2 separate regions of the Homo sapiens genome follow, and region 2 is linked to region 1. The links are chromatin contacts, found by Hi-C or POLR2A ChIA-PET in ENCODE. All regions are on one chromosome and are shown on one strand. Each heading gives the region's core, a stretch centred on a gene start or an enhancer-like site at or near the end of the contact. The rest is flanking DNA. Distances are from core to core; before and after follow the strand shown.

Region 1 (2,563 bases), core at 26-2,525:
AGAATTTTGTGCAGTAAATGTTTTCCAAAACACACTTTGGTAAATGCTATTGTGTGTTTACTATAAGCATATTTTGCCACCTTTTTGTCTCCCATTCACTAGAGTCTGCATATCATCTTTAAAGTTTTCATAATTTTGAATCCAATGGTCTCTTTTCAGATCATGACTTCCCAACAATTGACATTACAGACAATTTCTGACTCCTCTTGGAATGTTTTCCTTTCTGGGTTTCCAGAATACCATTTCTTTCTGCTCCTTTGTCTTCTCTTTTCAGTTTTCTTTATTAACTTGCCTTTATCTAAATCTTAGATGTTAGTGTACCCCAAGGTTCCATCCTTGACTGTCTTTCTTGTGTCTCAATGTTATATTCCAGTTGCTTCGTTAAACTGCCACACTCATTCTAAATTTATGATACCTTCCCCGACATCTTTAGAAATAATAGATTACTTTTCATTTTCTCTGCTAAATGCACTTTATTTTTCCCTTAGTGAAATGCATACCACCTTGCATATGTCTGCCTCCTAACTAGCCTCTTTTGTCAAGATGTGATAGGCTCTATTGCAGTTAATGCTAGTTATCAGAAAAAAAGTTTACATCTCACTGATGCAAGAATCTGTCGCAGATCTGGGCAACTCTCAAGGACAGCTGTGTGTTCGTCTGTTCAGTGACTCAGGGATCTAGGCAACCTCAAACTTGAGGCTCTACCTTCTCAATACAAGGACTGTTCTTATATTTCCATGGCAGAAGGAGTAGAAAGTGAGTAGGGGCTTCTACTGGCTCAGTGTGGACTACACAGACATATGCTATTCACATTTCATTGAGCAGAACTAATAATAGGGTTTTATCTTTTGACAGTAAGAGTGAAAGTTTAGTTATCCATATGCCCAGGAAAGAAATAACTTTTGTTGAAAAGCTTAACACAGGGATTGTATCATAAATATCTCTATACCCCCAGTACTTGGCACAGGGTTTAACAATAGATGTTCAATAAATGTTTGGTAAATTCAATCTAATCTAGTTTCAACTTGAGTCATTTTACTGATAGAAGAACGGAAGCCCTTCAAAGAAAAGTGACTTTACTCAAATTATTCAGATGTTTACATGGCTAGAGCAAGAATCTAGATCTTTTGCTCTTTTTACTATATCTGATATTCATGGAGGAGTTTGTTCTACAAGAATTGTTATGATTTTGTTGGGTTGTGCATTATTCCCATTAAGGCTACGGGTTTGGTTGTTGGAATGTTTGTTAACTTGCTTTACATTTTTGCTTACAGAGTTAACAGAGATATGGCATGAACATGTATTAGAAAAATGATTCACACACAATAGAAAAAGTAAGTATAGATTATCAACTTGTTGCCAGCAGCATCAATAATTTTTTTTTGGTTACTAAATAGCCCACATAAGTTTGAGCAATATTGTCTCATTTACTACATGTCATTTAGTTGCATAGCAAATGCTTTTACTGACAGAAAATAAAATAAGATTGAAGAAAACCACACAGTATTATCAATTATTACCCATTCTTACTTCTTCTTTCTTTACTGTAGTTTTTGGAAGGGTAATTTAGTGTATTTGCTTAACAATTTTGGGGCCTATTTTCCCATTTTATCCTTACTAAATTTTAAGTAGTAGGTAGGGATTCTCTTAGTGCTGTCTGTGGAAATGTTGCAATTCTATGGCTACTATAATATCTTTTTTGACAACCTTACTTATTTCAGTGCTGGATGGTCTTATTTGCTTTACACCTCAGGGTTCTCCTCAAAACGCCATTGAGGTTCTCTCTTAAGCTGTACCTCTATAGGTAATATTTCACTTGAACATATAAACTTTAATGCAATGTTTCTAAAATAAACTCCTAATCTTCTTCCCTGCTCTCAAGCTTCCTCAAACAAATAAACACACTGGCAGAGACCGTTACCTGTAGCATGTGGCTAATTTCTAGTCAGAGAATATGAACAGAACTTATGGGTATTTCTTCCATGTCTGGCCCATATCATTTTTCTGGCCAATGAACAAACAAATAAGCCAAATACAACAACGAAGATTAAAAAAAAAAAAAAACCCTTCCTAGTTTCCACTTGGCTGGAGAAGACTGTGCCAAGCTTGGAAGCCATATTGTTGAAAGTGGCAGAGCATTTTATCGACTTGAGTTCTTCAGTGACTATGTAGAAAGAGCCCTGTTACTCTCCTAGACTGTTTGGAGAGCAAGAAATAAACTTATTCCATGTTGAGTCATTGTTTGAGTCCATTGTTACCACAGAATACTTTGATACAGAAACCTCAGCTTGTGTACCTGTGAAATGGAAATAATAACTACTTTACTTTGAGAACTAAATGAGATAATATAAACAAAGCACTTATTTTAATGCATGACTCATAAAATATATGATAAATTTTAGTCTATTCCCTTCCTTCCTTCTTCATATAGATATGACAAATACAATCCTTTTAATTCCCTTCAGAAACTTCTGCATCCACTACCCCTCTTTCTTGACACAGAGATAGTGGTTATGAGATTGAAACTCTGTACATCTCCCAATGCTGAATCTATACACAGACA
Region 2 (2,563 bases), core at 44-2,543, 100 kb before region 1:
ACTTGTTTATGCAGTCAGTGAGTATTCTTATTATTTCTGAGGGTATTTTTATTTTGCTCATACTCTTGAAAGATAGTTTTTCTGGGTGTAGAATTTAGCTTGAGCATTATTGGCCCTAAGCTTTTAGGAGATATTACTCCATTATTTTCTGGCATCTATTCATACCGATGAAAAATCTGCTGACAATGAAGATGTGAAGAAAAGTGTTGACAGTTATGACTTTTTAGGTATTTTATCTTTTTCTTTTGCAGCTTTAAAAAGCTTTCTCTTTACACAGTGATATTCTTCTGATTTGTTCTTGTGTTTGGATGCAGATTTATCTTAGTTTATCCTGACTGAGCACTTAGACTGCTCTTTTAATGAGTGCTCACAGCCTTTTCCATATTTTAAGTGACTGTAGCCATGATCTCCCTGAATACTGCATCAAAACCATTCCCTCTAATACTCTATCATTGACACTGCTACTAGGAGTTAGAGACCCTTAATTTGTCCTTCAGTTCTTTTCATTTTTATATTTGTCTAGAATCTTTTTATTTTATTTTTTTGAATTTTGGTAACTTTTTCCAGTACTACATACTAATTTTCTAATGTATTAATTTTCTGTGTTGTTTAGGCTTTATCATGCTTGAATTTTTAAATACCAGTGACAATATTTTAAATGTCTGACACATTAATGCATTCATTTTACATTCACTTGTTTTACTTCTCTGATTTTGTTTTAAAATTTTTTCATTTACAAAATGGATGTTATTTCCTCAGTTACCTCTTTGCAGACTTTAGACATTTCCATTATGTTTTTTACATCTACAACAGGGTTTCTCAATTTCAGCACTATTGGCATTTTAGGCCAGGCCATTCTTTGTTGTAGTGGGTTGTCCTGTGCACTTAACGTGTTTAGCAGCATCCATGGATTCTGCCTACTACTACATGACAATAACACCTCTACCCCTTCATTTGAGATGGCCAAACATGTCTCCAGTCATTGCTAGTTGTTCTCTGTGGTTGAAAAAAGTCATTCTTAGTTGAGAACCACTGATCCTGAGTGAATTTATGCTCTGTTGATTTTTTTTAAGTAACTTCCTTAGTGCTAGTTTTCTTCATGTGTTTTGGAATATGATGTGTGGATTTATTCTCTCACATTCTCTGCTGTCTAGTTGTAGTTGCTGTCACTGGCTGCTTGGCCCAAAGCCCAGAACACATCTCATATAGATGGCTGAGGTTTCTATCCCATGGTGTTATTAAGGATATGACAAATTAAGGCTCTGAATGACTAGGCTCAGATCCTGGTCATGAGTCTGTGTATGTTTCTTTTACCTCCTCCGAGCATTCCACTTCCTGCAAGCTATTGTCTCAAAGAGCTGTACGTGGCAGCTTTTCTCAACTTATTTTACAACCTGGTTTCATACAGTGATACTTGTTTAATTCTCCACTTTTTCCATTGTTGTGTAGGACCCAAACTCCTGGCTGCCACTGCCTATCCTTGTATACAGAGTCCGGAAGGCTCTCCATTTCACATTGCTGCCTGGTTCAGTTCACAGGGATGCTTATTTTGCTTATAAGCACAGCTTTGAGTTTTGACGTCCTCTTTCTCTATTTTATCTGTCAGTACTGTGATTGGAACAAGGCCTTAGGGAAGATGAGGGGGGCTTAAAATGTGAACTTAGATTGGAATTGTTAAACTTTAACATTCACAATTGCTGAAAAGACCTGTTAACTTTTGATGGCTCTAGTATAGGATTTCTCTCAGTCTCAGAACTATTGACATTTGGGGCCAGATAATTATTTGTTAGGGGGAAGGGGATTATCTTTTGCATTGCAGGATGTTCTCCAGCATCCCTGGCCTCAACCCACGATATCCCAGTAGCATCTTCCTTTCCTCCAAGTTGTGATGACCCAAAATGTCTCCAGTTTTGCCAAATATGCCCTGGGGGGGACAAAATTACCCCCAGCTGAGAACTACTGCTCTAATCTACGAATGTCTGTCTTCGTACTCTGTCTATGTCTCATCCCAGGGTCCTTGATTCTTACAGTTTACAAAAACTTAAACTGATTTTTCATTTAGCATATTCTTTTAGAGTTTATATGGTTAGAGTGCTGGATTTCGAATGCATTCAATGAAGAAGGTCAAGATGATGTTGTCTGACTTTGATGTTGCTTTAGAGCATATGTGACTTGGAACAATGTTCTAGAGGGCATTAGAAGCCCACAAACAGTAGTGGGATTGAGCACTTTTGATTTGTCCTTGACCTTCTCTGTTCTAATCCCTTTGATAGCACTGCCTTTAAAATATAATACCACTTTAATGAATAGTTTCATTTAATAAATTCCACCTCTGCCCAGCCCATTGTTAATAGGATAATTTTGTCTAGCTACAGTATTGGGGAAAAGACATGGAGGCTGAGTTTGTTGTGTGAAAGGCTCTTCACTTCTCCTGACAACTCTGGCTAGGCCAGAAAACTGATTGTGTCTGCATTAGGGACTCTGTAATCTAACCCCTTCCTGAGTGCTCTACTCATTCTTTCAGGAAATCCAAGATTTAAGATTGGTTCTGACTTGGAAATTT

What was found. Hi-C counts contacts between places; a loop is a spot of excess contacts on that map. ChIA-PET counts read pairs that join two places held with the same protein, here RNA polymerase II (POLR2A). Pooled maps may share reads with other maps.
Region 2: a pooled map of heart left ventricle shows a loop between it and region 1 (1.9-fold over the local background). The contact joins the enhancer-like site here to the promoter of LINC01708 in region 1. A Hi-C loop is called at or near these places in 2 of 168 maps with a recorded cell type or tissue (K562 and endothelial cell of umbilical vein) and 2 of 50 pooled maps. POLR2A ChIA-PET finds 5 or more read pairs at or near these places in 1 of 52 experiments (MCF 10A).

What each region holds. Positions count from the first base shown.
Region 1 is chr1:99,486,516-99,489,078 of GRCh38, reverse strand. It overlaps LINC01708 (long intergenic non-protein coding RNA 1708), which reads left to right and starts at 1,275. Exons shown (of 3, transcript NR_125951.2): 1 at 1,275-1,334. RefSeq lists a silencer at 559-759.
Region 2 is chr1:99,589,706-99,592,268 of GRCh38, reverse strand. No RefSeq gene overlaps it. Among named protein-coding and RNA genes, the nearest start is that of PALMD, 55 kb to the left of the region's middle. Within about 2 kb of position 1,293, at least 7 of the 41 ENCODE cell types and tissues checked have a DNase peak (open chromatin) inside an H3K27ac peak, as active enhancers do; they include endothelial cell of umbilical vein, where a contact is called at or near this core.